Regions from separate parts of the Homo sapiens genome. Here region 1 is linked to region 2. A link is an interaction called in ENCODE POLR2A ChIA-PET data of the cell type or tissue named here. Cell type or tissue: MCF 10A. All regions are shown on one strand. Links, peaks and the distances in the headings refer to the core of each region. The heading gives the core; the rest is flanking DNA. Region 1 has its middle 14 kb from the start of PTPN1. Region 2 overlaps PEDS1-UBE2V1 (PEDS1-UBE2V1 readthrough).

What was found. ChIA-PET counts read pairs that join two places held together with the same protein. Peaks named below come from ENCODE experiments on the same cell type or tissue, not always from the same donor. Only the 100,000 strongest peaks of a DNase experiment are listed, where the experiment ranks them.
Region 1: POLR2A ChIA-PET joins it to region 2 with 5 read pairs; 1 of 35 experiments calls an interaction of 5 or more read pairs at or near these places.

Annotation. Positions count from the first base shown.
Region 1 is chr20:50,494,198-50,498,582 of GRCh38, reverse strand. No RefSeq gene overlaps it. Among named protein-coding and RNA genes, the nearest start is that of PTPN1, 14 kb to the left of the region's middle. RefSeq lists an enhancer at 63-132. In MCF 10A, for the core only: no CTCF peak of the experiment used is centred there; a DNase peak (open chromatin) is centred at 1,612.
Region 2 is chr20:50,083,190-50,087,574 of GRCh38, reverse strand. It overlaps PEDS1-UBE2V1 (PEDS1-UBE2V1 readthrough), which reads left to right. Exons shown (of 8, transcript NM_199203.3): 7 at 3,321-3,446. It overlaps UBE2V1 (ubiquitin conjugating enzyme E2 V1), which reads left to right. Exons shown (of 4, transcript NM_001032288.3): 3 at 3,321-3,446. Among named protein-coding and RNA genes, the nearest start is that of UBE2V1, 28 kb to the left of the region's middle. In MCF 10A, for the core only: a CTCF peak has its summit at 1,913 (motif pointing right); a DNase peak (open chromatin) is centred at 1,944.

The DNA of each region.
Region 1 (4,385 bases), core at 90-4,089, 410 kb before region 2:
TAATAAACTTCTGCTTTGTTTAAACCGCTGTTAATGAGGGTCTCAGTTACAGTAATTAAACCTATATTCTAATCAATCCAGCCATGTTTTGGGGGCTGTTAAGGAAGAGGGCTGGGTACTACTTTCAAGTTGAGATGGTGTTAGTGACAGGAGCACCATCCTGGTGCAGACAGTTAGGAGGTGGCAGACAAGGGCAGTAGATGCCCTGGGAGAAAGGGCTCACTGTGGTTGCCAAGCAATCACAAGCATGGTCCAGGGAACATGAGAACATCCCCCAGAGACTCTGAGTAATATCCTGCAGAAAGAACCTGATGAAAGTTCTGTCTTGTTAGGGTCATGGGGTTCCGATGTTAGATATTAAAGAGGAAGCTGGAAATCTGGGGGATGGCTGGGGTTATAAACAGGGCCCAGTGAATGTTAATTCCCTTCTGAGGCAGACACTGTTGGTTGCCTATCTATTCATCTTTCTCTTCCCCCTTCTTCTTGGCTGACAGTGCCAAGAAGAAAAAACTGGGAGGCCCCTTCAAAGCCTCCTTTGCATCAGGGCATGGGTATGGGACTCAATCCTGGCCAATGGCAGTATTGCAAAATCTGCCCAAGAGCTTCTGGGAAAGATTTTCCCTTCTTGTAAAGGAGACATATGGGGCCAGGCATGGTGGCTTACGCCTGTAATCCTAGCATTTTGGGAGGCCGAGGCGGGCGGATCACTTGAGGTCAGGAGTTCAAGACTAGCCTGGCCAACATGGTGAAACCCTGTCTCTACTAAAAATAGAAAAAATTAGCTGGGCGTGGTGGCGGGCACCTGTAGTCCCAGATACTCGGGAGGCTGAGGCAGGAGAATGGCATGAACCTGGGAGGCAGAGCTTGCAGTGAGCCGTGACTGCACCACTGCACTCCAGCCTGGGGGGACAGAGCGATGCTCCGTCTCAAAAAAAAAAAAAAAAAAAAAAAAAAGAGAGACATATGGGAGGAATTATTTTTTTTTAAAACCAGGCTAAGATAGAGGAGCAAAAATATAAAAAGCACTTAGGTCCTTGACATCACTGAGTTATCGAATTGTCCCTGGGACTGCCTAGCTCTGGACTTATTTGAAGACATCATAAACATTTTTACTACTTAAGCCACTTTGGGTTGGTTTTTTTGTTACCTGCAGCTGAGAGCATGCTAACTGATACAGGGTCTTTGTCTTCTGTCTCTACCTTCCTTTAGCCCTATGGGTCTCATGTTTAGACACATTCCTTCCCCAGAGCACCAGTTGTTTGGAAGTCAAGATCTTTTGGAAACTACCTGTATTAACTTATCATCACTGCCTGCTAAATAAGATTCTCTCTGGTCACTCCTTACTTCTTCATTTCAGGAGCGAAATTGGTATCTGGTGGGGTGAAAGCAGAACCTCGGCCTTCATGCAACTCTGTGTTTGGGTATGGAATGATCCTCTCATATTGGTCTTAGCAATCTGCACGTGTGTCTCTCTCAGCCCTCACAGTCGTGGATCCTGTAGTATTCATCTTGCTATGTCCCCAGGGCCTAGCCCAGGACCTGGGCGAGAAGAGGTGCTCCCTGAATGCTTGTCAAATAAATATATGAAGAATTAATCATCACATCCCATTTTATCACCTCCCTAAACAGAGTCATTTTCCCTCCCCACTGCCTTCCTGCATTCCTCTAGGGCAAGATGGTTCTTGCAGAGAGAGAGAGAGAGAGAGTGAGAATGAAGAAGAGGTTAACCCAATTGTCATTTCCAAAGCAGCTGTTAATCCCTGCCTTCTTAAATTACCCTTATTGTACCCACTTTCAGCCTCAATGTTGGGTCAGCACTGAGGCAACTCTGACTTTGGTCTCCTTTAAAAAAAAGGAAAAAGAAGGAAGGAGGGAGAGAAGGAAACTCTGCCTGTATTCAAACCATTTCAAGAAACATGGTTGAACTAAAGAGAGAAGCAATTTAAAGTGGGTGTTTTCACACGCAGAGCTGGAAGTTCTAGCATTGGAGGTAGGACATTTTTGTTGTTCTTATTTCTTTTTCTTATCACAAAAGGAATACTCATTTAATGAAGAAAACTTGAAAAGTGCATATAAAAGAGACACAACTTACTTTTTTTTTTTTTTTTTAAACGGAGTTTCACTCTTGCTACCCAGGCTGGAGTGCAATGGAGCGATCTTGGCTCACCGCAACCTCTGCCTCCCAGGTTCAAGCAATTCTCCTGCCTCAGCCTCCCTAGCAGCTGGGATTACAGGCACGCACCACCATGCCTGGATAATTTTGTATTTTTAGTAGAGACAGGGTTTCTCCATGTTGGTCAGGCTGGTCTCGAAATCCCGACCTCAGATGATCTGCCTGTCTCGGCCTCGCAAAGTGCTGGGATTACAGGCGTGAGCCACTGCGCCTGGCCCACAACTTACTTTTAACTCTTACTACCTGTGCTGGTCACTGCTCACGTGTTGTGTGTGTGTTTTTTGTTTTGTTTTGTTTTTGTTTGAGACGGAGTCTCACTCTGTCCCTCAGGCTGGAGTGCAGTGGTGCGATCTCGGCTCACTGCAAGCTCTGCCTCACGGGTTCACGCCATTCTCCTGCCTCAGCCTACCGAGTAGCTGGGACTACAGGCGCCCGCCACCATGCCCGGCTAATTTTTTTTTTGTATTTTTAGTAGAGACGGGGTTTCGCCGTGTTAGCCAGGACGGTCTCGATCTCCTGACCTTGTGATCTGCCCACCTCGGCCTCCCAAAGTGCTGGGATGACAGGCGTGAGCCACCGCGCCTGGCCACTGCTCACATTTTGGTAAGCACATTTTCACAAGTTCTTAGGTCTCTCTGTCACTTCATCTCGATCTTCATCCTCCCTTTATTCTAACCCCTCCCTTTCACTCTGTCTTTCTGAGGTCTCTGTCTCTCTCTTTCTCTTTTTATCAATTTTTTTTTTTTTTTTTTTTTTGGTGACAGAGTCTCACTCTGTTGCCCAGGCTGGAGTGGCACAATCTTGGCTCTTTGCAAGCTCTGTTTCCTGGGATCAAGTGATTCTCCTGCCTCAGCCTCCCAAGTAGCTGGGATTACAGGCATGTGCCACTACGCCCAGCTAACTTTTTGTATTTTTAGTAGAGACAGGGTTCACCATGTTGGCCAGGCTGGTCTTGAACTCCTGACCTCAGGTGATTCGCCCGCTCAGCCTCCCAAAGTGCGAAAGAGATAAATACCCCAGCTCCTTGCTTCTCAGGTATGGCAATGTGGAGGCATGGCCCTTACATGGGTGGGTTTGAGCCCCACTGGCCCACATGCTCATTCATGTCCCTTCCCAGACATTATTTGAAGACATTATTTGAAGACATCAGGAGCATTTTTACTGTTTAAGCCACTTTGGATTGGCTTGCTACTTGCAGTTGAGAGCATGCTAACTGGTACATGGTCTTTGTCTTCTGTCTCTATCTTCCTGTAGCCCTATGGGTCTGAAGTTCAGCCATATTCCTTCCCCAGAGCCCTAGTTGCCTTGGAAGTCAAGATCTTTTAGAAGCCACCTGCATCAACTTTTCACCACTGTCCTAAATCAGAAACTTCGTGGTCACTTCCCCACTCCTCACCTGCTGCCTCCAAGGATCTCCTCAGGAATAAATTACTTGCATTTAAATCCTTGTCTCAGAGTTGGCTTCTGGAGGAACTCAGATGAAGATGGCAGACTTATCACTTTTCCTTTTGTCTAACTAAAAGGCTTCAAATAGAAATCAATTATTCAACTGATTATGAATCCAAAAATTTCTGGCATATTTGAAAGAGCAGATCATCCCGACTTTTAGTCCTCAAGATATCAAAAATATTGCATCTCCATCTAGCACCTCCCCCCCCATTACACACCTGCTTTGTGCTAGGCACTTTACATGTGCAACAGGATGATGTTAGGGGTGCTCTGAGTCTCTTGGCCTAAGTTCAAAGGTCATTCAGCAGTTGGGGTCAGCCACCTTCCTTCACGGCTCGCTGTGGAGCCATTTCAGCAGAATGGCAGCCCATCCTTATGCCCATTCTACCGTGGGCGTCAAGGAGAAGGGGAAAGAGAGCACGTCTTGCTTCTCCTGCTCCCCCTACCCATTGTCCCAGCTCCAAGCCACTAGAATCATGAGTCTGGCTTGAACTGGGTGACATGGGGCCAGGGGATCTAAAAGAACTTTGAATCAGATCTGAGAATGAAGTTTTTTCCAAGGAAATTTATATTGAACTATAAAACACATACAGAAAAGTATATGTGTGTACATGCACACAGATATATCATAAGTGCACGGCTCAGTGAATTTCCCCAGACTAAACATGCTCACATAACCTGCACCCAGATCAAGATACAGAACTCTCCCAGCCCCTCAGAAAGCTACCTAGTAACCCTCCTAGTCACTACCCTTTGCCAAGGG
Region 2 (4,385 bases), core at 145-4,144:
CTTAAGAGCAGTATTTCTCACAGACGCAGAATGTTCCAGCAATTCTCCTTCAGGCACATTTCCTTTGCTGAAACCTTTTTAGCAGGTCCCTGGAGCACTCATGAACAAAATAAAAAAACCAGAAACCCTGTAACCCTGGTTTCTATTAAAGTCTAGCTTGGGGCTTTTTTTTTTTTTTTTTGACAAAGTGTCGCAATGTCACCCAGGCTGGAGTGGAGTGGTGCAGTCTCGGCTCACTGCAACTTCCACCTCCCAGGTTTAAGCAGTTCACCTGTCTCAGCCCCCCGGTTAGCTGGGACTACAGGCACCTGCCAATATGCCTGGCTAATTTTTGTATTTTTAGTAGAGACAGGGTTTCATCATGTTGGCCAGATGGGTCTCGAACTCCTGACCTCAGGTTATCCACCCACCTCGGCCCCCCCAGATGCCGAGATTACAGGCGTCATCCACCGCACCCAGCCTTAGCTTGGGGTTTTTTGTTTTTTGTTTTTTGTTTTTGAGATGGAGTCTCGCACTGTCGCCCAGGCTGGAGTGCAGTGGCGCAATCTCGGCTCACTGCAAGCTCCACCTCCCGGGTTCGTGCCATTCTCCTGCCTCAGCCTCACAAGTAGCTGGGACTATAGGCGCCCACAACCACACCCGGCTAATGTTTTGTATTTTTAGTAGAGACAGGGTTTCACCGTGTTAGCCAGGATGGTCTCGATCTACTGACCTTGTGATCCGCCTGTCTCGGCTTCCCGAAGTGCTGGGATTACAGGCGTGAGCCAGCTCACCCGGCCTTAGGTTGGGGCTTTTAAATGACCCTTCAGGTGTGTGTCTGTGATGACTTGAGGCTTTTTTTTTTACTGTCTTCCAGTGAAATTACCAGATGAATATCAGTGGTGAGAAATTTGATTCCTTAAAATGTAAGGAATTTCATTCTTGAATTGTGTGACAAAACCAGGGAGCATGATTTTTGCTCCATTCAGGATCTATTCAGTCAACACTGAGTATATAGTTGTTGATGGAGACTATGATAGGTTCTGAGGATGGATCTGTTATATTCTCCATAAATCTGTATGTGAGTCATGCCTTTGTTTGCTTCCTACTTGTTCTGTTTACTGGGTTTTTTTTTTCTTTGAGGAAACACCTTAATTGCAATGAGGTGTTTATTTTATAATATAAAAGTGTGAAGAGAAACATTCAACAAACATTTGAGTACCAATTCAGTTGAGGGCCCCTGTCAAGGCCCCCACCCTCCTTTTTCTGTGTTTAGTGAGGGTGTCTGATGCATAACTGAGCCTCAGTTGGGAGGGGCTGAGGGGATCGGGAACACTTCCAAGGGGAAGCAGCTGGGGTGAGAGCCCCAAGGTGGAGAGAACTTGGCAAGGTTGAAGAGGAATGGTGGGCAGGGGAGGGAGAAGAGTAAAAGAAGAGGCAGTTAGGGCTGCCCGGGTCAGTCTGGGAACTTTGGCTTCCTCTTCAGGTCACTAGGAGCCATCAGAGGGTTAAGCCAGCAGAGACAGCTTCCTGTTTTTAAGACGTTGGTCTGGCTGCTGTGCCGGGAGCAAGAGAGAAAGAGACTTGGGGGAGTTCAGAAGAGGTGACGGTGGTGGAGGAAAGTGGATGGATATGGGGTCTCTTTCAGAGGTAGAACAGTGGGGTCTCTTTCAGAGGTAGAACAGTGGGACCTTCTGACCACTGGCAGGTAGAGGGTAAGGGAGAGGGGAATTGGGTTGCCTGCTAGTTTTTGCTTTAGCTAACTGGGTAGATGCTGATGTCATTCACTGAGGAGGAAGAGGGCAGGTTGAGGGTAGGTAGAAATTCACAGTTTTGGTTTGGTTGTAGTTTGGGATCCCTGTGGACAAGAAAAGTTTCCATGGGTATATTATGAATGCCTTCTGAATCAAGGGTTTAAATCACATCCTCTGATTTATTCTCCCCAAAGACCACTAGATGCCGCTGTTTACACGGGAGCAATTATGCAGTACAAGACTCCTTTCCTGAGGAGAGGGCACGGATGCCGGAGAGGGTACTGATGCCGGAGAAGGCACTGATGCCTGACAGGGGAACCCACAGAGAGGGGAGCCCCTGCCTTTGAGGGGGTTACTCTTTACTGGGAGACATCACCCTTCAGTGTGGTCTTCAGACACATGTGATAGCAGTGTGACTTCATATGGGATAGAAAGCTAGGGACTAGGTAGTGTTTGAGCTGGGTCTTCAGGGTTGCAAGGCATTTCAGGTGGGGGCAGGACGCTCCAAGCAGAAGGAACAGCCGGGCAACAGAGCGCATCTCCCTGCTTATGGGGTAGATGGTACAGTGAAGAGGTTATTGGCATAGGGGGTTGGACTTTTCAGTGTTTCTCAACAAAGGCACAGTTAGCCTTTTAAAGAAGGACGGTTTTTGGCTGGGTACGGTGGCTCATGCCTGTAATCCCAGCACTTTGGGAGGCCGAAGAGGGCAGATCAGCTGAGGTCAGGAGTTCGAGACCAGCCTGACCAACATGGAGAAACCCTGTCTCTACTAAAAATACAAAATTACCCGGCCATGGTGGCACATGCCTGTAATCCCAGCTACTCAGGAGACAGGAGAGTCACTTGAACCCGGGAGGCGGAGGTTGCGGTGAGCCGAGATCGCACCATTGCACTCCAGCCTGGGCAACAAGAGCAAAACTCTGTCTCAAAAAAAAAAAAAAAAAAAAAAGACTGCTTTTCCCTGTGCTGCCTCACCCATTGAATGCCAGTAATCTCTCAGGTCAGACTACCAAAAAAAAAAAAAAAGACTGCAGGGAGGGATGGAACACCCCAGTTGAAATCCCTTACCCAGTGCCTAACCCCGGAGTGATGGAGAAGGGGGAAGCAGCTCTGAGTCTGCACCCCTCCCTCGTCTTGTCTTAATTTTGAGGTTCTCTAAAGCAGTGACCTGTTCTGTGCTTTAATACCACATAGTGTTATTTAACTGATTGGCTGATGATCCTGGTGAGTGGACATTTAACTCGGCTTCCTAGAATAGAGAATGCCTCTTACCATTCCCCAGAGAAGGACTGCAAAGTAGAGAAATTAACATAAAAACAGGTCCCTCTGATTAGACTTAATACTAAAAACTTCACTGGTACTAGCTTAAATGCTCCATCTTCTTTGTATTCCCCCAAGGCCCGGAAGTCATATAAACTAGTGTAGGAACTAGTATAGAACTGCTGACCTACCACAGAACAAGTAGACTCCATGCTGGAAGCAGATGTACCAGTTCTACAGTCAGGGATAAATGGGGTTTCACAAGCTCTACCTTTTTGAATGCTTTGTTTGTAATTGCGTGACATCTCCGTACTCTTTTTTTCCAGACAATTTATGAAAACCGAATATACAGCCTTAAAATAGAATGTGGACCTAAATACCCAGAAGCACCCCCCTTTGTAAGATTTGTAACAAAAATTAATATGAATGGAGTAAATAGTTCTAATGGAGTGGTAAGTTGTTTTCTCTGTCCCACTTGTTCCTTGGAGTTGACAGTTGCTTTGTACTTAACATCAGGAGCTTTTAGACTGGGCCCAATTCCTAGGTTCTTTGGTTATTTGTTGATAAACTGTATCACTGTGCATAGGAGCACAGATTTGGGATGGGGCCTGTTTCCCAATTATATCTGGCGATCACTCATATAGCACTTACCCTGGGCTAGTTCTGTGCTGGTCGCTTTGAAATATGAGCTCTTTCCTCATGCCACCCCAGTGAGGTAGAGATGAGGAAACTGAGGCACAGACGTGGAAGATCTTTCCCAGGGCTACACCTTTACCCCCCTGGGCCTTATTTGTGAACCACTGGCATGTAATATTTTTTTCCTTTAATGGCCTTGCTTTTTTATTTTTACTACCATAAATGAAAAACCTGTCTCAGTTGTCATAACTGGGCAATAATGGCAACAGTAAATATTACAAAAACAGAGCAATGTTAATAAATCTTGACTCCATGTGTCATTTGCCAAAAGCTTTGAGCCTTTGAGGCCTGCTCTCCTGTTCAAAGAGGAGATCAGCAAGTGTTGAAGGGATGCTACACATGTTAACGTCACGCCAAGCCTTCGTCTTTGAGATACTCAGAAGACTGGAAAATTGAAAAGAGATGAGCTTTGTTACAGTGTGTTTAGTGTTTAATCCTGAATCTGAGTTCCACCTAAAGTCCTGAGCCCAGAGCTCAACCTGTGCTTTGGGGAATTTATTTTGGGAAATGCTGCCTTAACCTGAGAGGTGCTGGCTCTGTGGCAGGCCCTTGTCACTGGAGCAGGTGTCCTGGCCACCCTTTGCCTTGGCTGTCCGTACTGCCCTGCATGCACATCTGTCCCCCTGACCTGGGCGCAGTGAAGAGGACAGGTCCTGAGCCCGGCAGCCGCCAGCCCAGCAGCGGCCATTATTGAA